Regions from separate parts of the Mus musculus genome. Here region 1 is linked to region 2. Evidence: chromatin loops called from intact Hi-C (ENCODE). Cell type or tissue: gastrocnemius. All regions are shown on one strand. Links, peaks and the distances in the headings refer to the core of each region. The heading gives the core; the rest is flanking DNA.

Region 1 (17,127 bases), core at 4,486-12,485, 1.1 Mb before region 2:
AATCTTGAAGTTCTCATACAGAATTTACCCTTATACATAAATACACACACACATACACACACACACACACATTTTTTTCTCTATGGTGCCAAAGAGTCTAAAAACTGCCCTTGAGGAGGAAGCACGTTACTTCCTCTCCTGTTTTCCCAGCTTTCTTTTTAAATCCTTTGCTGCCAGATGTGAATGGAAAATCATTTCATTGCCAGTTGGCAATGTATACAATTCTTGGCCAGGAAAACTATTTAAGCAAATTTGAAGACTGCTTAGATTTTCAGGGCTGGTGTGTGTGTGTGTGTGTTTTGTGTTTGTGAGTTTGTGTGAAAGTGGTGTGTAAGTACATGTGTGTGCATGTGTTTGTAAAAGCCCAAGATGTATGCTGTACTCCCTGACACACACTCACATATGACATAGGTTTTATCTCAGATATACCACCATCATGAACGAAAATCCAGGGGATTTTCAGGATTCCCCTTATGAATTTCATGTTAAAACTAGAGGAGGAAAATTAGTACACATTAACCGACCACTAACTCTGTGCTAGGAATTGCACGAAGACCTTAGCGAGTCTTTAATTTTCACAATAAACCAAGCAGAATTATTGTTATTATTTTAATTTAATAGAAAAAAAGATTTGACTTAGAAACCAGGCAATTTACCTAAGTTCATGTTGTTAATTGACACAATTCAAACAATGTATGCCAAACTTTAAAGATTCATTTTTATTTTAATTGTGTGTGCGTCCAGGTCAGATTCTTCTAGGGATAGAGTTATGTATTTTTGAGCTGTGAGTTATAAGGTAGGAATAGAATTCAGGTTTTCTGCAATATCAGTATGTACCCTTAAGCACTGAGCCATCTCTCTAGCACCTGGATTTAACTTTAAACCCCAAAGTATTAACATTTATTTGTTTGTTTTGCAAGGCTTTACTCTATAGTTCATGCTGGCCTCAAACTTATGATCTTCTTACATTAGCCTCATAAGTGCAATGATACTAAAACTTTACCAGAAAAATTCTACAGCTGATAAAATATACACTTTCACCAAAGTACCAGAGTACAAAATTGACACAAATATAAAAGTGACAGACTGAGAGAAAATATGAAGGAAACAATAGTTTTCACAGTAGCCTCACAAATATATTAGTAATTCTACCTAAGCCAGAGAGTATATCCAAGACTTGTATAATAGAAAAATTCAGACATTGAGAAAAGAAAGAGACTAAACATAAGATAAAAAAAAACTGTCCTATTTTCATAGATTGGTAGGATTAATGTGGTGAAAATGGCCACCCTACCAAAAGCAATCTACAGATTTAACACAATCTTCACCTAAATTCCAACAAAACTATTCACAGAAATTTAAAAGACAATTTTCTTTCTTTTTTTAAAACATAATTTATTTTATGTATGTTCTCTCAGACACACTAGAAGAAGTCATCGTAGAAGAATGCAAATAGATCCATAATTGTCACCCTGCACAAAACTTAACTCTCAAAGAATCGAGGAACTCAACAAAAGGTCAGATACCCTGATTCTAATAAAAGGAAAGTGGGGAATAGTCTTGGACTCATTGGCACAGGAAAACACTTCTGAACAGGATACTGATAGCACAGGCACTAAGAACAACAATTAATAAATGGGACTTCACAAAACTGGAAAACTTCTGCAAGGCAAAGGACACTATCATTCTGGCAAAATGGCAGGCTACAAAATTGGAAAAGATCTTTACCAACTACACATTCAAAAAAGGGCTAGTATCTAAGATATATAAAGAACTAAAACAAACCCTCAATAATTTAATTTAAAATGGGGAACTGAAGTAAACAGAGATTTCTGAATAGAGGAAACACAAAAGGATGGGAAACATTTAAAGAAATGTTCAAAATCCTTAGCCATCAGAAAAATGCAAATCAAAGCTACTTTGAGATTTTATCCTATACTAGTTAGAATGGCCATGATCAGGATAACAAAAGACAGAGCATGCTATCAAGGATGTGGGGCAAGGAAAACACTCAATACGTTGCTTGTGGGAATGTAAACTTGTACAGTCTCTACAGAAATCAGTGCGGTGTTCCTAGAGAATCTGGGAATAGATTTACCTCAAGATCCAGCTGTACCATTCTTAGGCATATACTCAAAGGGTGCTTTGCTAAAACTGTCTGGCCTGTTTTTTGTTTGTTTGTTTGTTTGTTTTTTTGATTCTTAATGACTTCAATTTCCTTGGTGATTATTGGTGTAGTAAAATTGTTTATCTGATTTTGATTTAACTTTGGTAAGTGGTTCATTTCTTTTAGATATTTCATTTTTGCAGAATGTGTGTTTTTGAAGTATGACTGTATTTCCTTGATGTCTATGGTTTTGTCCCCCTTTTCACTTCTGATTTTGTTAATTTGGATATACTCTCTCTGCTTTTTAGTTACTTTGGATCAGGGTTTGTCTATCTTGTTGACTTTCTCAAAGGACCAAGTCTTTGTTTCATTGATTTTTTTGCATTGTTCTCTTTTGTTGTTATTTTATTGATTTTTAACCCTGTTTGATTATTTTATTTTATTTATTTTTTTGGCATCTACTCCTTTTGGATGTGTTTGCTTCTTTTTGTTCTAGTGGGTGCAGATGTTCAGTTAAGTCACTAGTACGCTATTTGTATGCTTTATGAAGGCACCTAGTACTCTGATCTTTCCTCTTAGAATCACTTTAATTTTGTCCCATAAGTTTGGGTATGTTGTGCAATCACTTTCAATGAATTCTAGGATGCCTTTCATTTCTGTCTTTATTTCTTCCTTGACTCAGTTGTCAATGACTAGAGAGTTCTTCAATTTCTATGAATTTGTAGGCTTTCTGTTGTTACTGTTGTTTAAATCTAGCTTTAATCCACTGCATCTGATAGGAAACAGGGGTTTATTTCAATTTTCTTGTATCCGCTGAGACTTGATTTGTTACCATCTATATGGTCCATTTTGGAGAAGGTTCCACATTACCCTGGGATGAAGATATATCTTTTGTGTTTGGGTGAAATGTTCTGCAGATATCTGTTTGAGACATATCATCGGTTTTTAATTTTGGAGTCTTGGCAGGACTGCCTTGAAATTCACAACTACAAATAGCTTAAGAGGCTATGTGAGGAAGTTCGAAGAGTCCTAAAACTGGATACTTATGATAGTGTTAGATTTCATTTATATATATGACTTTCTAAAATCCATTAAACTTTACTTAAAAGAGTAAATAATATCTGTGGAGTTTGGTATCTCAATGAAAAATCTCTATGGGGTAAGAGCACCCGACTGCTCTTCCGAAGGTCTGAAGTTCAAATCCCAGCAACCACATGGTGGCTCACAACCATCTGTAACAAGATCTGACGCCCTCTTCTGGAGTGTCTGAAGACAGCTACAGTGTACTTACATATAATAAATAAATAAATCTTTTTAAAAAATCTCTATGAATTTTCCAAATTTATACATCATTTTGAAATACTATTAATTGCGAAATCTAGATAACAAAAAGATTTAGGGGATTAAAGGCTACATTCCCAACACCAGATCAGATTTCCCTCTTCCTACCTCCCCACCCATACCTTTCCAACCCCCATCCGTTTTTCCTTTCTCCCTCCCCACTTGGTTGCTTTCTTCTTCCTCCCAAATGGGACTGAGGCATCCTCACTTGGGTCCTTCAGCTTGTTGACCTTTTGAGTTCTGTGGACGGTATCTTGGGCTTTTTTTCTCCTTTCTAATATCCACTTATTAGTGAGTACATACCATGCATATCCTTTTGGGTCTGATTTACCTCACTCAGGATGATACTTTCTAGTTCAGTCCATTTGCCTGCAAAACTCAGGATGTCCTTATTCTTAATAGCCAAGTAGTATTCCATTGTGTAAATGAACCATGTTTTCTGTATCCATTCTTCTGTTATGGGATATCTGGGTTGTTTCCAGCTTCTGGCTATGAACAAATAAAGCTGCTATGAACATAGTGGAACACATGCACCTGTGGAATGGTGGGGCATCTTTGGGGTATATTCCCAAGAGTGATATTGCCTGAGGGTCAGCAGAAAGAATGGAAACAGGCAACCTCGGGAGATAGGAGGTTGGGGGGACCCTCCAGAGTGCCACAGAGACCTGGGAGGTGAGAGACTCTCAGGACTCAAAGAGAGGGACCTTATACGAAAACCCTACATTGGGGAGAGGGAACTTATAGAGCCCACCTCCAGCAAGAAGACAGGGCATCAAATAAGGGAATGCTCACAAAAGAGGACCTATCATGACCACACTCTGGAAGACCCAACAAGCAGCTGAAAGAGTCAGATGCAGATATTTGCACCCAAGTAATGGACAGAAGCTGCTGACCCATGTGGTTGAATTAGGGAAAGGCTGAAAGAAGTTGAGGAGGAGGAAGACCCTGTAGGAGGATCAGCAGTCTCAATTAGTGAGACCTTTCAAATATTGGACCACCAAACAGGCAGTATATATCAGCTGATATGAGGCCCCCAATACATATACAGCAGAGGACTGCCAGGTCTAGGTTCAGTTAGGGATGATGCACCTAACCCTCAAGAGACTGGAGGCCCCAGGGAGTTTAGAAGTCAGATGGAGTTGGGGGGTGGGGTAGGTAGCGGGTGAGGACATCCTCGTGGAGACAGGGGATTGGGGAGGGGGTATGGGATATGGAACAGTCAAAGGGTGGACCGAGGGGAGAGGTGAAGTAAAATCTGGAATGTAAAAAATAAATAAATAAATGAATAAAAAGAAAAACATTCAAGGACTGAAGAGATAAATATTTATGTTGTCAGATTGTAGATGGTAATACAATTAAGGAAAAGCAGAGAACAGAAGAGCCTAGAACACAAAAAGCTTTATCATCCTATTAGTTTTCAAGTTCACATTGATGACATCATACACTTGTAAATATGTGCAGCAGTATCTTTTAAAGTAAGATGGAATTTCATTTCAAGAGCTAGAAAAAATACCTATCTGCTTTGAGCCTGTACCTCCACATTTAAAATAGCCAAAGAATCAATTAGTTCTTCCCAAAGGAAAAATCTATCTGCCCCAAACTAAAATAAAAATAAACAAACAAACAAATAAATAAATAAATAAATAAAGGCTACATTTCTGAAATACTATGTATCTTTTAACGTCAGATATCTCAAAAGTTTTTCAAGGACAATCTTTAACGAGATTTTCATGATCATGAAGTTCAAATTTGAGTTCACTGTTTTGTTGACTCCTTTATCATTTGCTTCTTAGAAACTAGCCTCTTCTTTGGTGCATTATTTATTAAAATCTTTGCTGATCTTAACATTTTTAATTAAAAAAATAAAACAAATCGAATGCTAAGATCAAGGTGTAACTTACTTCTTTTTTTTTTTAAACTCTTTTTATTTATTTATTTATTATATGTAAGTACACTTTAGCTGTCTTCAGACACTCCAGAAGAGGGCACCAGATCTCGTTACAGATGGTTGTGAGCCACCATGTGGTTGCTGGGATTTGAACTCTGGACCTTCAGAAGAGCAGTCGGGTGCTCTTACCCATTGAGCCATCTCACCAGCCCATAACTTACTTCTATCACACCTGGCCACTACTAACTTTTGTGTTGTATCTTCTATAATATATTTGTACGTAATACAGGGCCCAAACAATATTGCTGCAAGGGGTAATGTTTGAAATTATAGTTTTTGATATGAAAATAATGACACTTCTTAATTCAATTTTATGTTTATAGTGCATATAAACTGGAGCTTGCCTTTCCATTCTATAAAGATTTGTAGCTGAAATTTGTATGACATTTATGTGGCATCATTAAGCCATTGTACTAGGGGAAAAATAACTCTTAAATCGTAAATCATTTTGATGGGAAGTACATAGCTGTTGGGAATTGGTTCTAATGCTGTCTTGATTGGAACTCCAAATTGGGAATCTGCATGTCCAAACATTGAAGGTTACTGTCTCCAACTGGTTTTTTGATTGATCAACACAGAGCCAACAGCCAATGTTGGGCAGAGAGAGAGGCGGGATTTGTAGGTTCCCAGGAGAAGAAGCACAGAGCAGAGAAAAAGGATCTCCACCAGAAGAAGGGTGGACCATGCCTGGAAGGAACAGGAGGGAGTAATGGTCAAAATGTAGGTACAAGAAGGAAAGGGCTCCCCAGAAGGGCTGCCCAGAGCATTTTGGGCAGCAAAGATGGTGGGAACGGAGGCACCCAGAAGGAACCAGGGCAACAAGATAAAATTTAGATTTAAGAGCTGCGCGCGTGTGACTGACTCTCTCTCTCTCTCTCTCTCTCTCTCTCTCTCTCTCTCTGTGTGTGTGTGTGTGTATGTGTTTCATTTGTGAATCCAGAGAGCTCTTGGGCTGGTGCAGCACACAACCCACCAGGAGCCAAAGCGGATTAACTAATTCACAGCTACACAGCACAGGCAGATGTGAGGATTTTAATAATGAAAGACTGGGTCTTGAGGTCTTGTTCACTATTTCAATTCCAGTATTTGGCAGGCTAAGGCAGGAGAAGTGAGGACTGATAGGGGTATATAGTGAATTAGACTAGACTGCACTATGTGGAAAGATCATAACTGAAAACCAGGCCAACAAGCAAGTGAGAGAGCAAGCAAGCACACAGGAGAATTGCGGAGAAACAGAATTCAGTTGCGGGGAAGTCTAGTCTCCCTCAGTAATCTGGGTCACTTGCCCAAGCCAACATCCTAACTTCCTTGATGGCCATAAGGGAAGGAATTCAGATTGGCTGAGTTATAGATAACTTTCAGAAGCAGGAAATATTGAAGCAAAGAATAAACTGTCTAGCCCTTCTCTTGATTTTGCCATTTTAATAATCCTGGTTAAATACATGAGCCATTGAAGGTGGCAGAAACTATAAATGTTTTAGAACAAACACGTTTTTTTCTCTCATACAAATACATCATTAATTTGGAGAAAGTATTGCACTGTGAAGCAAATTAGGTTTTATAACAATTAAATTTTATTAAAGAAACTAATGAAAAATTTTATTCAGAATCAAAGGATAGATCTGGCTATTGTGTAAACATAAAACAATGAGTTATTGGCAATTCAAAGGAATACTTTATAAACTGACAAGATTATTTCATTCTTCCAGTACTGATCAGAACTCCACTTTTCAAAACAAAATAAGTTAGAGCACGTCTGGAAACAAGGCACAGCCTCTGCCTCTTCTTTCTATCACCTTCCAGTCTGTGTCTTTTATTCTGTGTGTATCTAATCTCCTCCTGCCCCTCTCCTGTAGAGACTTTTTTGGTTACGTGTAAACCCATCTGGGATAACTTCACCATCTCAGGGGCTTTAGTCACATCTGCAAAGACTATCTTCATAAAGTAACATTTACAAGGTCTAGAAATTAGGACTTGCTATCACTTGTGAGACATTATTCAATCCACCACGGTTGTTTATTACTATGAGGACTAATAAATTAGTCTACGTGAAATTCTTAGAAACACTATTAGACATTGGATATTGTTGTTGGTTGTGTGACTATTCTTTTGGCCATGGGGATCTACTTCTTGAGGTAAACAGGACTTTCTCCCTTGAAGAACAGGATTCTAAAGAGGCCCATCTGGATGGATATAGTCATCACGTCATTTTGTGTGCTATTACCATGTTTAATGCTCTGCAAAGGCAGCACAGATATTCTCTTTAATGTGGATTATTTCAGTGATTATAGAATTTGTGACCTTGTGCTTTATTGTTTATTTTAAATAATGTAATAATTATGAATATTGGAAGTTATTATAGGATTAAGGATTGGACATTTACCTGTGTTTGTCTCTAAATTGACTTTATATTTATTCAGTTGATTTCAAAGAGTGGTCCTCAACCTTCCGAATGCTGTGACCCTCATGTCGCTCCTCATGCTGTGGTGAACTCTAACCATAACATTAGTTTTGTTGTTACTTCATAGCTGTAATTTTGTTACTGCTATGAATCATGATACAAATAATTTTGGAGAGGTTTGCCAAGGGGGTTGCGAACCACAGTTCAAGAACTAATGATTTAAAGTGTATTTATTTTAAAATGCTATTTATTTCATTCATGTAGGTCTTGAACTTTGATGGGTTCCAAACTGATAGTTATTAGCAGTGACAGTATATTTGTTAATTACGTAAGATGTATTATTTAATTATTAAGCTCTCTTTTCATGACACCCACAGCAAGCCTGCTCTGGTGTAGAAATTGGTTGTAATACCAGAGCTGTCCACTTGGTGGCCACTGCTACTAAATTTCTGATCAATTTTATTGAAAGGTAACATTTCATTATTAGAACCATGTTAAAATTTCTTTTATTTTACAACAATATTGAGTATATTATGTTTGAGTATGTTATGAGTAGTGGCATTATGTATCTTAGTTTATATTCTAGGGAGATAGTTTAGTGACTTTTCATAAATTTTGACTTTTAAAATATTCTAACAAGATTTTTTTTTGTGTGTGTAGCTGGATAATTGGAATGATTTAAATTTCTGAAAAATAGAAAAAATAAAAAATTTGTGTTAATTATTTTTAAATTTTAAACCAAGGAACTTGAGCAAAAAACAAAAATACTTCATCTACTGGTTTGACTTTGGAAATATATAGACACTGAGGAACCTAGAACTTGTATTATTTCTTTTGATTGATCACATTTAATAAGTATGTATCTACAGGGAACTCAAAAATATTTTTTTATGAAAATATACTTTGAAGAGAAAGCATTGTGTTAATCAAATATAAACTCTACAGTTTTCTCAGTCTAGCCCGTATTAAATTAATGAGGGCATTAGACTAAGGGGTTGTAATACCCTGAGATTTTCCTAAGCAAGATGAAACCAGCTCAGAGCAGGAATTGAACTTGTATTCTAGGAATGCGAAGCTGAAGCTGTTATAGCCAGAAACCACAAACTAGCAGCAAACCAGGACAGAAAGTTACATTTCCATTTTAAATACTAATAAATGTTCTTTGTCTCAAGTCTAGGCACCCTGTATGGAAGCTGCCCACCTAGCTCCTTCCATGGCTGCGGCAGCTTGTCTCACTCTCTGCTCCAATTTGTCCATTACAGTTTTAACATGACTAAATTTACCCTCGGACACACTACAAAGGCAAAGATGGTGTCACAGTTCTGCAAGTCATCATGAGCATATGACACATTTTCCCTTGTGTGGTATATATATATATATATATATATATACACACACACATATATATATATCCACACACACATATATATCTTTTGCTCTTGCTTTTTCTCCTTCTCCCTTTTTCCTTTCTTTATTTTTGTTTTTATGTTCTCAAGCCAAGATCTTGTAATGTAGTCCAGGCTGACCTCAAATTTGTGATTTGTGCTTTAGCTTCCCCAGTGTTGGGATAATAGGCATGAGTCACCAAGCCCAGATTTCTGGTATATTTTCCATAATCATACATTATATTTTTAAAGGCTATTTTATATTGCTGTCTTTCCTTTTTCAAAAACAAACGGAAGAATATAAAGATGCGATTTAAACTTAATAACTATGTCTACTTTATACCAAAGTATAAGCTATTGAGAATAAGAATAATTAAGATAATAAAAACAGAGACATTGCCTTCTAGAAAACCCAGAATAAAAGATGTAAGTAAAGTTTGATGCAGTTGAATTTTATTTCTAGAAATGAGCTGAAAAAAAAAATCAGTGATTTTACTGAAGTTTTGCACTGATTTAAATAGTGTAAGAATGTATTAGCCATGAAGGACTCAAACACAGATAGAAGTGAGAGCTGTCGTTTGAAATTTTACTAATTCATATGTGAATTAGTAAATGTAGAATTCAGTTATTTTATATGCTTTAGGATAAAGGTTGGTATATCTATTTTCGAAATGAGAATATTTTGTCTTTGTGAATTTTCTAGGCAGCTAGACTTAAACTTATTCAGTGAGCCATTTCAATGAACAATGCCAACGGCATATCTATCACTCACTCTTCCTCAGGAATTAGGGTAACAATTTTCTTAGCTTTTATAACACACAACTAGAATTCATGACTTGTGTGTGCTCCTGTGTTCCTCCAGAACCAGACTACAGTCTCCATGAAAGTGAATGTCTTTGTGCTTTCCACCATCCAGCATAAAATTTGACACAAAGCCTGTGCCCAGTGAGGACCTAATGAGTCATCAACTGGGATAAGGCACAGGTGTGGCTTTTCCACTTGGGCTTCTGTTTTCTCATTGGTGAATGTAGTTGTTACGTTGGACGATGTCTAGAAGTTATTTCAGGTGCCTCAGCTGCCATTAATGCTTCAAATGGGCACTGTAGCTATTTGCCATATAAGTTAATGTTAGTGTTACAGGTACTAGGGGACTGAAGGCCACTGTGAGTCTCAGTGCAGCCTGTGAAAAGATACTGAATTCCAAGACAGTGTAGGGTACAGAGTAATACCCCACCTCAAAAACCAGAATACGAATGAACTAAAAACTTAGCAAGGTTTGGGTTTTTAGCTCAGCACTTGCCTAGCATGGATAAGCACTACATTTGATTTCCAGCACTGAAAAAAAATTGATAGATACCATCAGTAAGTCTTTGGTGTTTAAACACTAAATTAAAATGCTAGAGAGATGGCTTAGTGGATGAGTGTTTGCTTTTCTCAAAAAGGATTGGGGTTTGGTTACTAGCACTCATTGTACCAGACATCTCACAACCACTGGTAACTGCAGCTTTAAGAGATCCAGTGCCTCTTTCTGGCACTTCACCCATATTCACACACACACACACACACACACACACACACACACACACATTTTGGGAACGAGGAGAGGTAGTTCACATTTCTTGGTTGGAATATTATGGGCAAACACACCCTTGGCTGCTTTTTGAATATGATTATTGTTGTTATCATTTTACAGAGGCAGCAACTGAGGCTCTGAGAAGTTCAGTAACTTGTTTGAGGTGAACAAGAGCAAAACAAAAAAATCAAACATCTGGATGGCTGACCTCAGACAAGTTGGCTTTTAACACTATAGACATATCTGCAATGCATGGACTCATGGAGGGGTTTTGAACCACTCTACCATAGCCTTTTACAGATTCAATGCAATCCAAATGAAAATCTCCATCTTATTTTTTTAATCAGAAATAGAAATAGCTATCCTAAAATTTTGATGGAACTACAAAAAATCTTAGATAGTCAAAATGATCCTGAAGAAAAATAAAGCAAAGTAAAACAAACACCAACAACAAAAACAAAACAATTCTGGAGATATTACCTCTCCAGATCTCAAGATATATTACAGAGTAATAATGATAAAAACAGTATGGCACTGGCACAAAAACAGACATGTAGACCAATGGAACAAAACCCAAGACCAAACGTTGTTGTGGATACAGATGATTTGTGGTTCTTTCTCAGGAACTAACCCTGACCCAGGCCCAAGACTATGTCTTCCAGGGCAAAAGAAGGCCACAAAGGCAAGGAAGCACAGAAGAAAGAACTCAGATAAGGGGTCAAAGATACTGTTTGCTGGATCTCTGCTTGCAATGCAATCTCTAGGAATCAGATAAACAATATATAAACAGCAAGTTTAGTAACTTGTTTGAGGGAAAATAAAAATTGTTCACTCTTCAATTAAGTCTTGATTTCTTTTTTTTTAAGATTTATTTATTGATTATATGTAAGTACACTGTAGCTGTCTTCAGACACACCAGAAGAGGGAGTCCGATCTTGTTAAGGATGGTTGTGAGCCACCATGTGGTTGCTGGGATTTGAACTCAGGACCTTTGGAAGAGCAGTCGGGTGCTCTTACCTGCTGAGCCATCTCACCAGCCCAAGTCTTGATTTCTTAAGGTGCATTTTTTTCTTCAAATTTTTTATTATTGGCCCTTTTGAACTATCTGTACTAAATTTATACTGTCTACTTTAGTATGTTGGCTGGAGTTATATTTCATTTTAGATGAACTGAATTCACTATGAAACTTTAAACTATTACAACAGGTTTCCTTATTAGTTTAGATGCTCCAGTTTCTAACAACATTCCACAATTTCCATCAGTAAAACTTCACAAACATTTGACTTATTCTGTCTAGATATCCCAATTTGTGTTTCTAAAATGGATTAGAAATATTTTTTCATTATCATTTACCCTGTTTCCCCTTCCATTGGAATGCAAGTTTCAAGAATGTAGAGGTTTTGTCTCTTTTACTCACTACTAACTATGGCCATAGAACAAAGACTATGCCTGTTCTATTGGGCTTTCCACATATTCTAAGTTGATATTACAGTTTCTTTTTCTGTTTTTTTTTCAGGACATTACAGTTTCTTTTTTTTTTTTCCATTTTTTATTAGGTATTTAACTCATTTACATTTCCAATGCTATACCAAAAGTCCCCCATATCCACCCACCCCCACTCCCCTGCCCACCCACTCCCCCTTTTTGGCCCTGGTGTTCCCCTGTACTGGGGCATATAAAGTTTGCAAGTCCAATGGCCTCTCTTTCCAGTGATGGCCGACTAGGCCATCTTTTGATATATATGCAGCTAGAGTCAAGAGCTCCGGGGTACTGGTTAGCTCATAATGTTGTTCCACCTATAGGGTTGCAGATCCCTTTAGCTCCTTGGCTACTTTCTCTAGCTCCTCCATTGGGAGCCCTATGATCCATCCATTAGGTGACTGTGAGCATCCACTTCTGTGTTTGCTGGGCCCCGGCATAGTCTCACAAGAGACAGCTACATCTGCATCCTTTCAATAAAATCTTGCTAGTGTATGCAATGGTGTCAGCGACATTACAGTTTCTAATGCACTAGTTTTGCTTCATAATAATCTGACAATTGTTTTGCTGATCTGGGTAAACTTGTATTGAAATGTTTTATGTACTGATTCTGTTGAATTTTACATGTACAGAATGAAAACTTCTGAAAAAAAGGCAGCTTTACCTCAGCTTTTTTTTTTAATTAATTTATTTTTATTATATGTAAGTACACTGTCTTCAGACACTCCAGAAGAGGGAGTCAGATCTCATTACGGATGGTTGTGAGCCACCATGTGGTTGCTGGGATTTGAACTTCGGACCTTCAGAAGAGCAGTTGGGTGCTCTTACCCACTGAACCATCTCACCAGCCCTTTAACTCAGCTTTTAATCAGCATCTAGTTCTTAAAATAAATGTTGCTTAAACTGGGAATTCCATGCATGGATATTAACATGTCTAAAGGGAGGGCACTGGGTATTCACCTTGTCTAAAGAGAAGACACAGAAAGTCTTGTTATTAGTTATGTTAGGAACTTAAAGTTTGAATTGATACAACTTTGTAAGGTGAATAAACAGCTTTTGGTCATTTATTTGTTAATATGTCCAACAAATGTTTAATTATAAATTACATCTTTAAATAACTGATGTCACTCTATCCTTTTATTTCAGTGAATATATCAAATTATGCAATTGAGTATCTAATTTGGAATAAAATTTTGTATCTGGGGTAACTTGGTAGAAAATTTAACAATGATATAAATTGTCATTAAGTTGTTTATAGTGATTTGTCTCTAGTAAATTGACTATGTGGTCATTTCTTCAGTCTCTACTCCACACTTTGTCTCTGTAACTCCTTTAGTTATTGTTTTCTTAATGACTGTCTTTCTGAGTAGAGTTAGGTGGGATCTCAATGTAGTATTGTTTAAATTTTTGGAGACTTTTATAAATGTATATAATGTACCTCAATCATATCTTGCTCTCTACTCCCTCCTTCCCCTTAACCTTCCCTATCTCCCTGTATCTTTTCCTTCTAGATTCAAGTCCTCTTTACATTTTTTTAACCCACTGAATATATTTAGTGCTACCCATGCATATATGGTTGTAGAGACATCACAGGCAAAGTAGTTAACTGTTAGTGATTACACTACAAAGAAAAAATTGACTGTCCCTCCTGTATCAGCCATCAATTGTCAGTAGATACCCAGGTAGGGCTGGGTTCTAAGGAGCCTTCTCTACCACTGTGCTGAATCTTTTAAAATCTGCCTTAGATATTTTTTTCAGATCTTGTACAGGTAACCACAGTTGCTGTGACTTCATGTGCACTATCCATGCTGTGTCCAGAGAATACCATTTCATAGTATGCCTGTCCATCTGCTGGCTCTTATATTCTTTCCCCCACCCCCTCTTTCATAATGCTCCCTGAGCCTTGAGTGATGTCAGGGTTTCCATATATGTACCACATCTCTGGATGGGAACTCACAGATACCTATTCACAGCATCTTAAACAGTTACAGCTCTCTAAATTAGACACTGCCCTGTTAAGAAGCTTCCCTAACCAAGGCTGGAAGGAATAAAAATCTATTGGGTCTATCTCATGTTGATAATTCGTCACTGAAATAGAATGTTTTGATCTGAAATGCTCAGGTGCTAGAACTAAACTCAGGGTCTAGTGCAGTGTAACTCCAATCTAAGCGCATGGGACTTGTGTGGGTATTTGAATATGTGGTGCTTGGGAATAAATGCTAGATGGCACATATGCCAGGCAAGTGATCTATCTGTGAGCTCTATTCTCAACCTAAAAGCAGCAGTTTTGAACTAGAAAAGCATATCACATTTCTGCAGCTTTTGCTGCTATAACTGCAAAATACCTTTGTAAAAAAAAAAGGTAATATACAAAGATCAAATAATGATAGAAAAATCATTATAGAACAACACATAAGAATTATCCTGTTAGATCATGCTGAGTGAAGTACCCAAGACCCAGAAAGACATGTATGCTATGTACTCACTTATAAGTGAACATTAGCCATAAAGTGCAGGATAACCATACAACAATTCACAGACCCAAAGAAACTGGGGAACAAGGAGTGGCCCAAGGGAGGATGTGTGAATCACACTCAGACGGGGAAACAAAATAGTCATTAGAGGTAGATGGAAAGAGGGAACTGGGTAGGAGAGGAGGTAAGAAGGGGAGTGATGATGGACATCAGGTGTTAGGAGAGGGGAGTGGGAGAGGGCTAGGAGTTAGAATGGAAACCAGTGGGGGAGGGGGCATCTCTGGGACTAGCTGGAGGCCTGGCAGGGGAAGGCTGCCAGGAGTCTATGGGGAGAGGGGAGGACCCTAGCTGAGATTCCTAATTCCTAATTCAAAAGTGTTGCTTCTCACTCCCCCAAACCCCTGTAGTTGAATTGTATGTCAAATAAATTGTAATAAATGTGGGGTCATTCTTTCTCTTTTAGTTGTTTTTCAGTCTTAACACTCTAACTGTTCTTTCCTTTGTGTGCCTATGATATTACTTACTTATAAAAATTACTTTAATTGTATATCTTATAATTATATTTAGAGCACATATATAGTATTTAAAACTTCTAAATTCCAAATGTACACATACCAACTATGTGATATTCACATACTATCAACAAGATTTAAGTGCAAAGCATATATAAAGAGTGTTAGCACAAGGTGCTGGCTAGTTGTTGTTGTTTTGTTAGTTTGTTTGTATTTTTTTCTTTTTAAAAATTTATTAGGTGTTTTCTTCATTTACATTTCCAATGCTATCCCAAAAGTCTTCCATACCCTCCCCCCCCCAATCCCCTATGCACCCACTCCCACTTCTTGGCCCTGGCATTCCCCTGTACTGAAGCATATGGAGGGCATCATGCTGAGTGAGGTAACCCAATCACAAAGGAACTCATACAATATGTACTCACTGATAAGTGGATATTAGCCCAGAAACTTAGGGTACCCAAGATATAAGATACAATTTGCTAAACACATGAAACTCAAGAAGAACGAAGACCAAAGTGTGGACACTTTGCCCCTTCTTAGAACTGGGAACAAAACACCCATGGAAGGAGTTACAGAGACAAAGTTTGGAGCTGAGACAAAAGGATGGACCATCTAGAGACTGCCATATCCAGGGATCCATCCCATAATCAGCCTCCAAATGCTGACACCATTGCATACACTAGCAAGATTTTGCTGAAAGGACCCAGATATAGTTGTCTCTTGTGAGGCTATTCTTGGGCCTAGCAAACACATAAGTGGATGCTCACAGTCAGCTATTGGATGGATCACAGTGCCCCCAATGGAGGAGCTAGAGAAAGTACCCAAGGAGCTAAAAGGATCTGCAATCCTATAGGTGGAACAACAATATGAACTAACCAGTACCCAACTGGAGCTCGTGTCTCTAGCTGCATATGAATCAGAAAATGGCCTAGTCGGCCATCAGTAGAAAGAGAGGCCCAACTGGTCTTGCAAACTTTATATGCTTCAGTACAGGGGAACGACAGGGCCAAGAAGTGGGAGTGGGTGGGTAGGGAGTGGTTGGGGGAGCGTGAGGGGGACTTTTGGGATAGCATTGGAAATGTAAATGAAATAAATACCCAATAAAAAAAAAGAAAAAAAATTTCATCTATGTCTGTTCATCTATGTCTTTTTATTGGGGCGTTGAGTCCATTGATATTAAGAGATATTTAGGAAAAGTAATTTTTCTTCCTATTATTTTTGTTGTTACAGTTGGCATTCTGTTCTTGTGGCTGTCTTCTTTTAGGTTTGTGGAAGGAGTACCTTCTTGCTTTTGCTGGATCATGATTTCTGTCCTTGTATTGTTTTTGTTTTTATGTTTTTTTCTGTTATTATCCTTTGAAGGGCTGGACTTGTGGAAAGATAATGTGTGAATTTGGTTTTGTCATGGAATTCTTTGGTTTCTTCATCAATGGTAATTGAAAGTTTGGCTGGGTATAGTAGCCTGGGCTGGCATTTGTGTTCTCTTAGTGTCTGTATAACATCTGTCCAGGATCTTCTGGGTTTCATAGTCTCTGGTGAAAAGTCTGGTGTAATTCTAATAGGCCTGCCTTTATATGTTACTTGACCGTTTTCCCTTACTGCTTTTAATATTCTACCTTTATTTAGTGTATTTATTGTTCTGATTATTATGTGTCGGGTGGAATTTCTTTTCTGGTCCAGTCTATTTGGAGTTCTGTAGTCTTCTTGTATGTTCATGGGCATTTCTTTCTTTAAGTTTGGGAAGTTTTGTTCTATAATTTTGTTGAAGATATTTGCTGGCCCTTTAAGTTGAAAATCTTCATTCTCATCTACTCCTATTATCCGTAGGTTTGGTCTTCTCATTGTGTCCTGGATTTCCTGGATGTTTTGAATTAGGATCTTTTTGCATTTTGCATTTTCTTTGATTG
Region 2 (17,127 bases), core at 6,185-14,184:
ATATAGAGAGATAGATAGATATAGATACATAGATTATATATATTTGGTTTTTTCGAGACAGGGTTTCTCTGTGTAGCCCTTGCTGTCCTGGAACTCACTCTGTAGACCAGCCTGGCCTCAAACTCAGAAATTCTCTTGCCTCTGCCTCCCAAGTGCTGGGATTAATGGCATGTGCCACCACGCCCGGCAATTTCTTACTGTAATTAAGGGAATATCTCAACTGGAAAAAGACCTCTCACAATAGTAAGATAAGTATATACTGGCTTAGCATGTGCATAACACACACCCACACTCTCTGTATCACAGAGAACAAATCTTTAATATTCTAGACAAGACAATAAGTACAAATGTCTTCAAACACTTATCTTGGAACATTACATCCTTTCAATTCAACATAAAAACTAATCTATGAAGAGCATTTTTTAATACTGTTTCAGGCTGTATAAGAACATACAAGTCAGAAATTATGTCTTCTGTGATATTAATTCCAATTAACAACCTTTAACAAAAGGCAGAAAAAATATATCTTCTTCAGTACATATTCAGAAAATATATCAACTTGCAGTGACAGTTGATGGGTCTTTTATTATTGGGTGGCTCTGCAGCTCCAAATAACTAGCTAAATAAGTTGCACAAGATACAGAATTAATTTGAGTAGCATGAATTTTTACCTTCATTCAGAAACAGTTTTATGTATCTCCTGTTTGGCATTCAGCAGAGTTAAGGAGTGAGTGTGCCCTGCATGGGTGAACATTCATGGCGTGATCACGGCCACATCAGGGACCCCAGGACCTCAGACCCAGGGGTATGGCAAGACCTTCCCTGGATCAAACTCAGGGAAATGACAAGGCCTTTCCTTGCTCCAAGTATGAATATTGACTTTATGTAGAAAGCATCAACCCCAGCTTCCTGCTTTGAAAAAAAACTAAGTTTTCCTTCCCAGCCACTTAATTCCCAGAAATAATGACTCTGAGACTAATGATTTATTAATAAATGCTTGACTATTTCCCAGAATTCTCTCTCTCCCTGCCAGATGGCCCACTTCTATTTTCTGCCTCAGCTCATTGGCCATAAGCTTTTTAATTGACTGGTAATGCTTATAAGAGATTCTCTCTAAACTCCTCTCAGATTACTGCAACCTGAGACTACTCCCCTACAGAGGCCCACTACTAAAATTAGCAAACCCACCATCTTCTTCAGCTATATAGAACAAGTGCATTTAGTATACAGGCTGTTGTGTCACCATCAGAACGTGCTGCCCACCTGATACCAGCTTTCCTGATCATGTGACTTTCAGTTGCCCCCATCACATCTTTCCCAAATTTACACAGGTCTTCATTGTTGACAAATCTAATGCTCACCTCGGGACATTGCATCTTTTTCATACAACTTAACAAAGCCTAATCTGTGAAGACCATTTGTTTAAAGAGACAAGATGTCTTAGTTAAGGTTTCATTTGTGTGAAGAGACACCATGACCAAGGCAACTCTTACAAAGGAGAACATTTAATTGGGACTGGCTTACAGTTTCAGAAGTTCAGACCATTATCATCATGGTGGGAAACATGGCAGCATGCAGGTAGACGTGGTGCTAGAGAAGGAGCTAAGAGCTCTACATCTTGTTCCAAAGGCAACCAGAAGACTGGCTTCCTTGGGCAGTTAGGAGGAAGATGTCAGTACATGGAACCAGAGCATATGAGGCAACCTCCAAAGTTCACCCCCCACAATGACACACTTCATCTGACAAGGTCACACCTCCAAACAGTATCACTCCCTATGGGCCAAGCATATTCAAACCACCACACAAGACTACTTTAAAATTTTTATTATTTTATCCCCCAGTGCTCCACATTCAAAACAGAAGAATGAAGTGGCTGGAGAGATAGTTCAGTGATTAAAAATAAATAAATAAAAACCAAAAAATTTAAAAAGCACCTTTGTTGCCCTTAGAGAGGTTTTGGGTTCAGTTCCCACCACCTCCCTGGTGGCTCCTAATCATACATAACTACAGTTCCAGGGGATTCAACTCCCTCTTCCAGCCTCCGTAGGCACCAGGCATGAACATGGTACACATACATGCATTGCAGGCAAGCACTCATATACATACAGGTAGATCTCGGAAAATTGGAAATCGAGAGCTTCTAGTATGCTTTCCTCTCATCTTGCTATATGGGAGCCTGTTACTACCATCTAGGACATTCAAGGTCCTGGCTTCACTATATGTTTTTTTCAACAAGACTAAAATTCATGGAGATGTTTTGAAGCATTGGGAAACTATTTCCAGGCCCTCCCAGCAGGCTAACAGTTTCTCAAAGTTAGATCATGTCAGTTACAAAATGCACTCAGTTCCTTTTTGAAAACAAGTTAAAAAAATATTTATTTATATTTTATGTATATAAGTGTTTGCCTGCCACAGGAACACGTGCTCCACTATGTTCATAGCACCCTTATTTATAATAGCTGAAGCTGGAAACAACCCAGATGTCCCACAACAGAAGAATGGATACAGAAAATGTGGTCATTTACACAATGGAATACTACTACTCAGCTATTAAGAATGAGGACATCATGAGTTTTGTAGGCAAGTGGATAGAACTAGAAAATATTATCCTGAGTAAGGTAACTCAGACCCAAAAGGACAGGCATGGTATATACTCACTAATAAGTAGATATAAGCCAAAAAAGTATACAATACCCAGGATACAATCCACAGAACTCAAGAAAGTTAACAAGCCAAGGGCCCAAATGAGGACACCTCAGTCCCACTTAGGAGGGAAGAGAAAGCAATCACCAGGGGCAGAGGGAGGGAGGGACCTAGGTGGGATAGGGGACAGGGAGGGGAAAGGGTGAACATGATCAGGTATTGGCGGGGCGTGGGGAGAGGACAGAAGTGAAGCCCTGAGAGCCAGCAGAAAGAATCAAAACAGGTAACCTCAGGATATAGGAAGTGAGGGTGGGGACCCCTCTAGAATGTACCAGAAACATGGGAGGTGAGAGGCTCTCAGGACTCTGAGGGAGGAATCTTAGATGAAATGCCTTACAGTGGGGAGAGGGAACTTGTAGAGTCCACTTACAGTAGAAAGACAGGGGGCATCAAGTAGGGATAGATTTGCCCTCCACAGCCAAAAACTCTGACCCAGAATTGTTCCTGTCTAAAAGAACTGCAGGGACAAAAATGAAGAAGAGGTTCAGTGACCGGTCCAACTTGGGATCCATCTCAAAGGGAGGGTCCAAGGCCTGACACTATTACTGATGCTATGGTGTGCTTACAGACAGGAGCCTAGCATGACAGCCCTCCAAGAGGCCCAACAAGCTGCTGAAAGCATCAGATATAGATATTTACACCCAAACAGTGGACAGAAGCTGGGGACTTCTGTGGTTGAATTGGGGAAAAGCTGGAAGAAGCTGAGGAGGAGGGCAACCTCATAGGAGACCAGCAGTCTCAACTAACCTGGACCTCCAAGATCTCTCAGACACTGAGCCACCAACCAGGCAGCATATACTAGCTGGTATGAGGCCCCTGACTCATGCAGAAGACTGCATGGTTTGGCCTCAGTGAGAGAAGATGCATCTAACCCTCCAGAGACTTGAGGCCCAGGGAGTGGGAGGCCTGGTAGGGTGGGGACATCCTCTTGGAGACGGAGAGAAGGAATGGCATGAGGAACTGTTGGAGGGTGGTCTGGGAGGGGGATAAAGACTGGACTGTAAAAAAAAAATTAAAGATAATTTAAAGAAGAAAAAGAGGAGGAGGGGAAGAAGGAGGTGGAAGAGGAGGAGGAAGAAGAAGGGGAGGAGGAGGAGAAGGAAGAAGAAGAAGAAGAAGAAGAAGAAGAAGAAGAAGAAGAAGAAGAAGAAGAAGAAGAAGAAGAAGAAGAAGCAGAAGCAGAAGCAGAAGCAGAAGCAGAAGCAGAAGCAGAAGCAGAAGAAGAAGAAGAAGAAGAAGAAGAAGAAGAAGAAGAAGAAGAAGAAGAAGAAGCAGAAGAAGAAGAAGAAGAAGAAGAAGCAGAAGAAGCTCCTCTCAGTTGCAAAATTCCTTACAAGAATTTCTTCCTGCTTTGCTTTTGGTTCAGTGGAGAGAAGCATTTCCCACAATTCTTATCACTTAAGCAAAGCCCCGACCTTTTTCCCTAGCTGTTGCCCCCAATGTGAGTCTTGCTAATTTTTCTCACGATGGGTGAGCTACTCCCAAGTGTGCCTGAACTATATGATTACAAAACCTGTGACTAGAGACCGGGTCTTTGAATGACACTGGAATCAATTGTGAACATGTACATGGGCCAAGGGCTCCGGTGGCTCAAGGAAGATGGCTGCTTCTTTGGGATATCTCTGAGCTCAATTTAAACAATCTATTCATCATCAGGATTATGTTGGTTTGAAAGGAAATTGGAGAGGCCAATGGGCAGTGCGGGAGCTGCTCACGTTGAAGCTCTCCCGGTGCCACAAAGATGCGATGCATTTAGATCTCTGAGGGGAGTTTAAGAGGGACAAAAGCAATAAGCTCTGGAAAGAAACTTTTAAAACAAAGATAAACAATCTGTTTTACAGAAGAATAAATGGGGCTGTGCTCTGAGCATTCTGTTTCATTAATCAAGTTAACAAATGCACCAACAAACTGAACTGCTAGCAAACAATTACCAACAAAATAGAATTTCCCATTCTGATCTGCCTCTATCCAACAGGTACAGTGTGGGACGAACTAATTTTTAAAGATCAAACCCAGGGCAACATGGGTTTGCATACTTGGCAAATGTTCTCCCATTGAACTGAACGCCCTGCCTCCTCAAACTATAATTAATACATTTTTGCTCTTTCAGGATAACATTTTCTAAAGCTGACTGTGCCCCCGTTCACTTGAGAGCCTTATTCTCCTTCTCAAGCTCACTAAGCTATACCAACCCTAAACAACTACACTCACCTCTGTTATCTTTGCCCACACATACTGCTATGTCATTTCCAGCTATCTAGAGGCGTTTTTTAAATGTTTAGGGTAAACAATGAAATTACTAAACAAAAACTGAGGCAATGTGCCAAGTTTCAGAGAGGAAGAAAGGACAAATTGCTCTCTTCACTCCACCCATCGAATATGGAAATGATAAAAGGAAATATTGACTATCATCCAAACTCCTGCTGGAGGCAAGGATGAGCTTCAGATAGGCATCTAGGACGTTGTAGCCCTAGTTCTTCAATGTCTCCATCTCCCACCTTTAAGTGATTCATTTCTACAGTCTGGTTTAGCTGGCCTTCCTCATCTACAGCTGTCACAGAGCTGGTCTAGTATGTAAAACAAGATGAATTTCCTGGCAGTACATCTGAATTCTCTTTCTCACGAGACATTGTGCAAGGAAGCTTGCCCTTTGCCATATAACACAGCATAATATTGTGTAAAGTGTAGATTAATGCTGCATGTGTCTCACGATCAATTATCTGGCAAGCTTAGCTATATAGAATACACCTGGTAATAAGTAGGATAATACTCAGTTATTTGAATGACTAAAGAAATCTCTCTCTCTCTCTCTCTCTCTCTCTCTCTCTCTCTCTCTCTCTCTCTCGTGTGTGTGTGTGTGTGTGTACTTGTGTGTACTTGTGTGTTTTCACATGTGTGCCAGTGCACCCATCTGTATGTAGAGGCCAGTATACAGCCACAGGTGTTGTTCCTCTGGTGCCATGTAGCTTTCTTTTCTTGGTATGTGTTCATGTAGGTTTGTGTGCATGTATGCATGCAAGGTGTGCATTCACACATGTATTCATACATGCACAGGCTGGAGACCAGTGCATTCCTCAGTTGCTGTCTACCATACGTATTTTTGAGACAGTCTCAAGCTCACCAGTTCATCTAGGTTAACTATCTAGTTAGCTCCAGGGTCTAACTATTAAACAGATTGACCCCTTACCGTGTGCTACACACGCCACCCTCATCCTCTACCTTTGATGGCTGAGGCCTGAAGGATAAGCTGCTTTTTCTTAATAGGATTCTCAAAGCTACTCTTAATCTAAGGCAGGCAGTGACGAGGCAGGATAGCAGAGCACAGTTCTCACCCTCTGCAGGTGCGCTGTGGTCCCATCTATGTTTATGATGTGATAAAGGAAGGAGATAGTCACAGCCCCAAAGTCTCATCGCTTGTACTCATTGTGTCAATCAGTAGACATAATAGAGACTAGAACCCGGGGATGCATCCTCTCATATTAACATAAGGCTCATCACCTCTTGTTGACGTTATGAATCAAATATTGAATTGTTTTCCTATTTTTCCTGGCATTATAACGCTCAAAGCCAAGATGATGATGCATTTCAGTATCATGAAAGAATCCATGGCAGTTCTTTGTCCACTGCATCTCATTCGCATGCTTTTTGTCTACTTCTCCCCACCGGCTCTGGATTTATAAGCTGTCAGATTACTGTAGTCTACTTTCTGCTGTTATAGCAACATCCCTGACCGTGAGTATTGATAAAGCAAAGCAGCTACTGTGTCTCACAGCTCTGCAGCCCAGACCTCCAACATAAGGAGTCTGCATAGTATCCGCCTCTGGAAAGAACGCCATGCGGTGCCAGGCCTGACGGGAAAACAAGAGAGCAAGCAGGTGCTTGTGGAAGAAGTGTGTGTGCGAAAGAGTGAAGGAGACGTCAGATGTGTTCTGTAACAGCCTGTTACTATACAACTAGCACACTGCCACGGGAGTGTTACTCACCCCTTCATAATGGTGCAACACAGGACCCAGTTACCTCTTAAAAGTCTCAGTACCTCTATCACTAGAGACTGAATCTCTAGTATGCACGTTTAGGGAACAGAGAAGTCATATTATACATAACTCTTAATCTAAGTGAAAACTCATAATCCGCAGTTAGTTATTAAATAGAGTCTATAGAATATTCATTTATATGAGTATTTCCACTTCCCAGAAGGATCAAACATATCAGTGTGTGTGTGTGTATGTACATGCATGCATGTGTGCATGTGTGTGTACATGCATGTGTGTATGTGTGTACATGCATGCATGTGTGTATGTGTGTACATGCATGCACATGTGTACATGCATGCATGTGTGTATGTGTGTACATGTGTGTATGTGTGTACATGCACGCATGCATGTGTGTATGTGTGTTAGCTTAAATGCAAATGACAAAGCTGGACATGGTGGTACATATCTATGATCACTGCTCTGGAGAAGTAAGAGCAAGAGGATCAGGATTCGAGGCCATACTCAGATACACAGTGAGCAACAACAAAACAAAAAAACAAAAATACTACTACAAGTCATAATTCATTTTTGAGACTGGGCTTTATCATGTGACCAGTGTTTTGTAACTTTTCTGGGGTGCTATGAGCAAACATCTATTCACCCCCAGATAGCAAGGCACTACAACAGACTAAAGAAACAGTTCTACCCAAAGCTAACTTAGAGAGGCAGTGAGTTCACTGACGTCATTTATGGTAGTATAGTTGAGGAATTACTTACACAGGAACACACCAAAGTCCCGCTGCAGCACAGGTGTGGACTCACAAGGGCTGCATCCCTACAGCCTCCGGCTCAGCTCCCGGCAGCTCCACTCCTCCCAGCCAGTCTCCTCTCTCTAGCAGTTCAAAGCTTGTATAACCTAGGGGAGAAGCCTTGTCCATCTAGCTGGGCAGTTTCCTGAGAAATGAGTTCTGTTTACTGCAAGAGCCTTTATACGCAATTCCCTTTCCCTCCCGAGTCTTTTTTTATTTACTCGATATTTTCTTTATTTACATTTCAAATAAATAAAACCAGCAGTAGAGTTTGCAGGGACCTCCAAAATTAACTTCCCAGATGTTTTTCACTATTACACAGGGCATCTTAAAATCCTCAAGATTTCAGAAAAGCACTTTAAAACCACTTGAATTAGTGGTCATGGAGCAGCACATCCGTGACACCAATACAGAGCCTGTCTGAAGCATCCCTTCCCAAAGGGAGCACCTCTGTAAGACTCAGGACGGGGACAGCTACATCAGGCGCCTGTCAGCAAGCTCTTGTTGGCATCCACAATAGTGTCTGGGTTTGGTGACTGTATATGGGATGGATCCCCAGGTGGGCAGTCTCTGGATAGTTTTTCCTTCAGTCTCTGCTCCACACTTTGTCTCCTGAGAGGCTCTGCCCGTGCCTGACAAATACAGAGGTGGATGCTCTCAGCCAACCGTTGGACTGAGCACAGTGTCCCCAAATGGAGGATCTAGAGAAAGGACCAAAGGAGCTGCAGCCCCATAGGAGGAACAACAATATGAACCAACCAGACACCCCAGAGCTTCCAGGGACTAAACCACCAACCAAAGAGTGCATATGGAGCGACCCATGGCTCCAGCGACATATGTAGCAGAGGATGGCCTTGTCAGACATCGTTGGGAGGAGAGACCTTTGGTCCTGTGAAGGCTGGATGCCCCAGTGTAGGGGAATGCCAGGACAGGGAAGTAGGAGTGAGTGGGTACAGGTAGGGGAACACTCTCATAGAAGCAGGGGAAGGGGAGTGGGATAGGGAGTTTTTGGAGGGGCAACCAGGAAAGGGGATAACATTTGAAATGTACATAAAGAAAATGGCTAATAAAAAATATTAAATAAAAAATGATATTGCATATAAAGTAACATGACCCTGAATCTCTACTTAAAACAAATCAACAAACAAACTGATCAGACACATAGCCCTGTGGACACTACAGTTGATGAGAGTCAAAAATGCTAAATGGATTCCTTATTATCCAACACTGAAGTTCACAGACTGTGTCAATAATACTCCCATGTTCCTAGAGCTTTCAGTAAGTCTCTGAGTGTCCTAAACATGAACAGAAAACCAAGATTCACCAGCAAGTCAAAATACCACCTTGTAAATGAGATGAGCCCCCGCCCTTCTCCAGACCTACCATCGGGAGAACACAAAAGGAAGAAAGCTGACATGAAATATATTTCCTGGCCAAGGAATTGGATTCCAATCCTGAGAACAAATAAGGAGCTCTTATAAATTAGAAACATTTAATATTGGAATTCAGTGACTCACTGGAAAATTGAAAAATTGGCCCAAGAAATCTCTAAGATCAAAGAGACAATGGGAGAGAAATTTTGTTCCTGTTTTCTCATGGACTGAACCAAGTCTGGCCATCAGTGCTTCCTCAGTAACGAACAAAACCTAAACTGAAGAAGCAGAGGATGAAGAGAGCTAAGGAATGTCAAAGAAAGGAAAACTAAAGTCGATTTGCTGAAAATGTTGGACATGAAAAGTTGTCAGAAACTATTTAAACCATTTTAAAATCATTCCTATTGTATTTTATTTGTGTGGATGGTTGTTTCCTTTGAAAGTCTATCTTTGTACCATGCTGGTACACAATGCCCTCATTTCAATAAATAAACAAACAAGTAAATTTTGAAACTTTGTTTCATTAATTACAAGGGTGAGGTTTTACTAGACAGAGAAAGGGGCATCGCACATCTTCCTGGGTGTCCTCTGGTGCTTGCACTTGGCAATGTTTAAAGAGATGGTAACGAACGGGTATGAAATCACTATGATACGTAGATTTCCTTCGATATGTGAAAAGGATGTTACTTACTTTAAAATGTCAGCATGTAAGATACATCGGAATGCTTTATAATCTTTACAATATAAAAAAAAATTATATCTTGAAAATTGTATGAATATATGCATTTTTCACAGAATTATAATTTTATGATGTCTGAAATGAAATATTTTGCAAAACACCACTTCAAGGTTGACTGGTGGCTGCTGTTTAATTTAATAAATACTGCCCCCTGGTGGTTAAAATGGTCAGCAACACACCTGGCGCATAGCATTTGGGGGAAATTTATTTCTTATACTTTTGGTTGTGAGCCTAGCCTTTAAGGGCTGGAGATCTCTCCAGCCCTAAATTTTTATTTCTTTTTGTTGCAGTAAATAGGTAGAAATTTTTGTAAACTCTGTTTACACCGAAGAAATATTCTGAAAATTAGTATTTCCAACTCAGCAGGACCAAAATAACGAAGCGTCTTCCCTCTGCTCTGTTATCAACAGTACGGGTTCATTTCAACAGAAAAATATATCTTCAAGTATCTGCTTCTTTTAAAAATAACCCCCCCGTGACCTTAGCTGTGACTCACAGCATTGGGGATATGGAACTTGAAGAAGCTACCTCCTGTAACCAGGCAGGAACCCCAGTGGAATGATAGTGACACCAACCCACCCACAAAGCTTTCAACCCCAAATGTATCCTGTCTACAAAAAAAAAATGCAGGCATGGCACAGGGGATGGAGCAGAGACTGCGAGAATGGCCAACCAATAACCGGTCCAGCTTGAGACCCATCCCACGGGCAAACACCAATCCATGACACTATTGATGATGATGCGATGCTTGCAGACAGGAGTCTAGCGTGGCTGCCCTCTGAGAGGCTCCACCCAGCAGCTGACTCAGATGGACACAGATACCCACAGCCAAACAGTGGATGGAGCACGGAGAGTTGGGGGGGAAGGACTCAGGGCTCCGAAAGGGTTAGGAACTCCAGAGGCAGAACTAACACAGTCGACTAACCTGGACCCTTGGGGCTTCTCAGAGAGCATACATGGGCAGAACCTAGGCCTCCCCACACATATGTAGCAGCTTGGTCTTCATCTTCATGTGGGTCTTCAATAACTGGAGCAGGGTAGGGGCATGGAGGGGGAAAGGAGTGGCTATCTCAGACGCTGTTGCATGCCTGTGGGATATGTTCTTCGGGATGAGCTGCCTTGTCTGGCCTCAGTGGGAGAGGAAGCATCTAGCCCCACGGAGACTTGACGTGCCAGGGTGCGGGGATATGGGGGGGGGGGCGGGGGGGGGAGGGAACGACTCATCTGCTCAGAGGGAGGGGATAACCGGGAGGGGGACAGTGAGTGGGATGTAAAGTGAATAAATAGAAAAAATAAAATAAAAATTAAAAAGTAACTCCCCCATTCAAACCAAACCAAACAAAAACCAAAAAACAAAACTTCCTTGAACAGTACCTCAGCGTCGCCGGGCTGGAACTCCAAGCACAGCACCACCTCGCCTGACCTGCATACAGCGGAGCTGCTTCTCTATCTGCCCTACTGACTTCTCGAAAAGCTGCTGTAAGCACTCTTTCTATTTTCTCTCCGAGGGCATACCCGGCTAGCATTTTCTTTCCATCTCACTGAAACTTTCCTGTCAGGCTCTACCGTTAGTTCTCTGAGAGCAAATGCGGCAAAACCTTTTCTGGAGGCTGGGGTAGCTTTGGACAGTTGATAACGTAATTGAAAAAAAAAAAAAAGATATATTATGTAAAAATGGTCTCCTTGATGGCTGAAAAAATACAAATCATTCAAAATACCCCCAGAACAAATGGACTTTTTAGAAGATGCACACGTCATCTCACAAAGTGCAGGAGAAATACGTTATGAACACTGGGTTCGTCTTGTCCATTGTTCTTGCTTCTGTTCATTCCCATGCAGCTGGGGAGATTCCAGCGTGTAACGACCAAAATTGGGGGATCAGCAGCTCCCATGAGAAAGAGCCCAATCTTCCAGCCTGCAGTATCCATCAGCTAGCTGTGCGGGTTCTCCATGATAACAAAACTTTATTTATTGTCTGGTTTGTTCAACGCGACCAATCTATATGTTGTCGGTAAGGTATCTTCTTAGATGTATTATATTTGCTCTCACACTGAAACAAGTATATTGCAAATATCCCATTATACTAAAGGCATTCACTATTTTATAATCTTTGCATAGACCAAATAAAAATCCAAAGAAATAAACACATAATCTAACTTAAAAAATGAACAAAATAGTTTTCAAATAAATATATAGATAATGCAGGAAAATAGTTTATGACCTATATAGAGAGAAGTGACTTAATTAAAATTCAAATGTCTTACCCATAAGGCAAAGAAAAAATTAAGGGTCTGACTCTCAGTAAGAGATTCTGTTCAGGAGCTAGGTCGATGGACTGATGAGTAAGAGCACTTGTTGCTCCTGCAGAGAACCTAGGTTCGGTTCCCAGCCCCCACATGGTGGCTCACAACCATCTATAATGCAAGTTTCAGGAGATCCAATGCCCTGTTCTGAATTCCATGGGCCTCATGCCTGCACACAGTGCACAGACACACACAAAGATTGTGACCCAAGTAACAATGACCTCACAGGCTCATGCTTGAATAATTTGCATAATGTTTCACTTAGTTGTTGAGACTGCTTGGGAAGGATTAGAAGGTGTGAGGGAGGAGACATGTCACTGGGTACAGACTGTGAAGTTCCACAAAGACCCCATTCCCAGTGTGCTCTTTGCCTCCTTCCTCTGCTACTGCTCCAACCCCATGCCTGTCTGCTTGCCTGCTGCCATGTTCCCTGCCGTGCTGATCATGGACTCTAAATTCTGACACTGTAAAGTCCAAATCGAATCTTTCTTCTATAAGTTGCCTTGGTGATGGATAGGGAATTAATTGGAGCACAGTCAAACAGTCAATACAAATGAAATAAAATGAATAAATCTACAACAAAAATGTCTATTCGGAAGGGCTGGTGAGACATTCTGTTCAGCAGCTAGACTGACTTATTTTACCATGTGACTTAAATAAGCAATTTTAAGAGGTATCTAGCTGGGCAGTGGTGGAGCATGCCTGTAATCCCAGCACTTGGGAGGCAGAGGCAGGCGGATTTCTGAGTTCGAGGCCAGCCTGGTCTACAGAGTGAGTTCCAGGACACCCAGGACTGCCCAGAGAAACCCTGCCTCTAAAAATAAAATTTAAAACAAACAAACAAACAAACAAAAAACAAGAGAGAGAGAGAGAATCCTAAGGGCCTAATCTTTTGACTTGTATGTTTGAGATATCTTGACACTTTCTGATACTGACTGGTTTATCTTTCGTGCCTTCATATACCCTGGTTCTATAATTCACATAATGTAATTTTTTATTACTCAACTATACTAGAAGCAGCAAACTGAAAGGGGCCTTTATTCCCATTTCAGATACACTGGAGGCCAGATACACTGGAGGCAGGGCAATGAGTAACTCTTTAATGCGTCTCACCTTACTGGTTTGAGTCAGGATCTTTCATTAAACTCAAAACTCACTACTGTGATTTGCTAAAATGGCTTACGGGCAGTGGTTCAGCCAGCCCAACAATGGCTGTCAACGGAAGGTACAAGGATCCAGTTCACTACGCTGTCTCAGCTGCTCTTCAGTACATGGCAGTATGTGCCAGCATCCCGAGGGAAGCAGGCCCTAAGGCCAGTGGAGGAATGAACTTGCCAGCAAGTGTGAGGCCAAGCAGGAAAAAGGGCAAAAGCTTTCTTCTTCCATGTCATTTGTACAGGCTGCCACCAGACGTGTGACGCAGATAAAAGGTGGATCTTCCTACCTCCAAAGATCTGGATTAAAAGTGAGATTTCCCACTTCAAAGGATTCAATTAGGAAAAACCTTCACAGCTATACCCAGCCTCTTGGATTTTAGTTCATTCCAGATGTAGTTAAGTTGACAACCAAGAATAATCATCACAACAGGTAAGACATTATGTCCCAGGACACAATTTTGTGTCCAGTATATATGTGTATGTGTGTGTGTGTGTGTGTGTGTGTGTGTGTGTGTGTGTGTGTGTGTGTTAAAATAACCCGATTAGAAAAGAACACTGTTAGCCACATTCATTAAAGAAACTTTAGTAAAGCTCAAAGCACACATTGCACCTCACACAATAATAGTGGGAGACTTCAACACACCACTTTCATCAATGGACAGATCATGGAAACAGAAACTAAACAGGGACACAGTGAAACTAACAGAAATTATGAAACAAATGGACTTAACAGATATCTACAGAACATTTTATCCTAAAACAAAAGGATATACCTTCTTCTCAGCACCTCATGGTACCTTCTCCAAAATTGACCATATAATTGATCACAAAACAGGCCTCAACAGATACAAAAATATTGAAATTGTCCCATGCATCCTATCAGATCACCATGGACAAAGGCTGATCTTCAATAACAACATAAATAATAGAAAGCCAACATTCACGTGGAAACTGAACAACACTCTTCTCAATGATACCTTGGTCAGGATTGGGGGGGTGGGTATGGGGGACCTTTGGGATAGCATTGAAAATGTAAATGAGGAAAATACCTAATTAAAAAAAAAGAAAGAAAGAAATTAAGGACTTTTTAGGGTTTAATGAAAATGAAGCCACAGCATACAAAAACTTATGGGACACAATGAAAGCATTTCTAAGAGGAAAACTCATAGCTCTGAGTGCCTCCAAAAAGAAACAAGAGAGAGCACACACTAGCATCTTGACAACACACCTAAAAGCTCTAAAACAAAAGGAAGCAAATTTACCCAAGAGGAGTAGACGGCAGGAAATAATCAAACTCAGGGGTGAAATCAACCAAGTGGAAACAAGAAGAACTGTTCAAAGAATCAACCAAACGAGGAGCTGGTTCTTTGAGAAAATCAACAAGACAGATAAACCCTTAGCCAGACTCACTAGAGGGCACAGGGACAAAATCCTAATTAACAAAATCAGAAATGAAAAGGGAGACATAACAACAGATCCTGAAGAAATCCAAAACACCATCAGATCCTTCTATAAAAGGCTATACTCAACAAAACTGGAGAACCTGGATGAAATGGACAAGTTTCTAGACAGATACCAGGTACCAAAGTTAAATCAGGATCAGGTTAATGTTGTAAACAGTCCTATATCCCCTAAAGAAATACAAGCAGTCATTAATAGTCTCCCAGCCAAAAAAAGCCCAGGACCAGATGGGTTTAGTGCAGAGTTCTATCAGACCTTCAAAGAAGATCTAATTCCAGTTCTGCACAAACTATTCCACAAAATAGAAGCAGAAGGTACTCTACCCAATTCAGTCTATGAAGCCACAATTACTCTGATAACTAAACCACAGAAAGACCAAACAAAGATGGAGAACTTCAGACCAATTTCCCTTATGAATATCAATGCAAAAATACTCAATAAAATTCTCACTAACCGAATCCAAGAACACATCAAAACAATCATCCATCCTGACCAAGTAGGTTTTATTCCAGGGATGCAGGGATGGTTTAATATACAGAAATCCATTAATGTAATCCATTATATAAACAAACTCAAAGACAAAAACCACACGATCATCTCGTTAGATGCTGAGAAAGCATTTGACAAAATCCAACACCCATTCATGATAAAAGTCTTGGAAAGATCAGGAATTCAAGGCCCATACCTAAACATGATAAAAGCAATCTACAGCAAACCAGTAGCCTACATCAAAGTAAATGGTGAGAAGCTGGAAGCAATCCCACTAAAATCAGGGACTAGACAAGGCTGTCCACTCTCTCCCAACCTATTCAACATTGTACTTGAAGTCCTAGCCAGAGCAATTCGACAACAAAAGGAGATCAAGGGGATACAAATTGGAAAGGAAGAAGTCAAAATATCACTTTTTGCAGATGATATAATAGTATATATAAGTGACCCTAAAAATTCCAAGAGAGAACTCCTAAGCCTGATAAACAGGTTCAATGAAGTATCTAGATATAAAATTAACTCAAACAAGTCAATGGCCTTTCTGTACACAAAGGATAAACAAGCTGAGAAAGAAATTAGGGAAACAACACCCTTCTCAATAGTCACAAATAACATAAAATATCTTGGCGTGACTCTAAGGAAGTGAAAGATCTGTATGATAAGAACTTCAAGTCTCTGAAAAAAGAAATAGAAGAAGATCTCAGAAGATGGAAAGATCTCCCATGCTCATGGATTGGCAGGATCAACATTGTAAAAATGGCTATCTTGCCAAAAGCAATCTACAGATTCAATGCAATCCCCATCAAAATTCCAACTCAATTCTTCAACGAATTAGAAAGGGCAATGGGCAGATTCATCTGGAATAACAATAAACCTTGGATAGCTAAAACTCTTCTCAAGGATAAAAGAACCTCTGGTGGAATCACCATGCCTGACCTAAAGCTGTACTACAGAGCAATTGTGATAAAACCTGCACTGTACTGGTATAATGACAGACAACTAGACCAATGGAATAGAATTGAAGACCCAGAAATGAACCCACACACCTATGGTCACTTGATCTTTGACAAGGGAGCTAAAACCATCAAGTGGAAAAAAGACAGCATTTTCAACAAATGGTGCTGGCACAACTGGTGGTTATCATGTAGAAAAATGCGAATTGATCCATTCCTATCTCCTTCTACTAAGGTCAAATCTAAGTGGATTAAGGAACTCCACATAAAACCAGAGACACTGAAACTTATAGAGGAGAAAGTAGGGAAAAGCCTTGAAGATATGGGTACAGGGGAAAAATTCCTGAATAGAACAGCAATGGCTTGTGCTGTAAGATCGAGAATCGATAAATGGGACCTCATAAAATTGCAAAGCTTCTGCAAGGCAAAAGACACTGTCAATAAGATAAAAAGGCCACCAACAGATTGGGAAAGGATCTTTACCTATCCCAAATCGGACAGGGGACTAATATCCAATATATATAAAGAACTCAAGAAGGTGGACTCCAGAAAATCAAATAACCCCATTAAAAAATGGGGCTCAGAGCCAAACAAAGAATTCTCACCTGAGGAATACCGAATGGCTGAGAAGCATCTGAAAAAATGTTCAACATCCTTAATCATCAGGGAAATGCAAATCAAAACAACTCTGAGATTCCACTTCACTCCAGTCAGAATGGCTAAGATCAAAAATTCAGGTGACAGCAGATGCTGGCGAGGATGTGGAGAAAGAGGAGCACTCCTCCATTGTTGGTGGGATTGCAAGCTTGTACAACCACTCTGGAAATCAGTCTGGCGGTTCCTCAGAAAATTGGACATAGTACTACCGGAAGATCCAGCAATACCTCTTCTGGGCATATATCCAGAAGATGCCCCAACTGGTAAGAAGGACACATGCTCCACTATGTTCATAGCAGCCTTATTTATAATAGCCAGAAGCTGGAAAGAACCCAGATGCCCCTCAACAGAGGAATGGATACAGAAAATGTGGTACATTTACACAATGGAGTACTACTCAGCTATTAAAAAGAATGAATTTATGAAATTCCTAGGCAAATGGATGGACCTGGAGGGCATCATCTTGAGTGAGTTAACTCAATCACAAAAGAACTCACACAATATGTACT

Evidence for each region. A loop is a pair of places that touch in the nucleus more often than their neighbours do. Peaks named below come from ENCODE experiments on the same cell type or tissue, not always from the same donor. Only the 100,000 strongest peaks of a DNase experiment are listed, where the experiment ranks them.
Region 1: it touches region 2 in a loop (10-fold over the local background); 15 of 42 quality-filtered maps call a loop at or near these places.

The regions. Positions count from the first base shown.
Region 1 is chr17:16,892,044-16,909,170 of GRCm38, reverse strand. No RefSeq gene overlaps it. Among named protein-coding and RNA genes, the nearest start is that of BC002059, 51 kb to the left of the region's middle. In gastrocnemius, for the core only: a CTCF peak has its summit at 8,226; DNase peaks (open chromatin) are centred at 4,584 and 8,219.
Region 2 is chr17:15,779,859-15,796,985 of GRCm38, reverse strand. No RefSeq gene overlaps it. Among named protein-coding and RNA genes, the nearest start is that of Rgmb, 43 kb to the left of the region's middle. In gastrocnemius, for the core only: a CTCF peak has its summit at 9,764 (motif pointing left); a DNase peak (open chromatin) is centred at 9,757.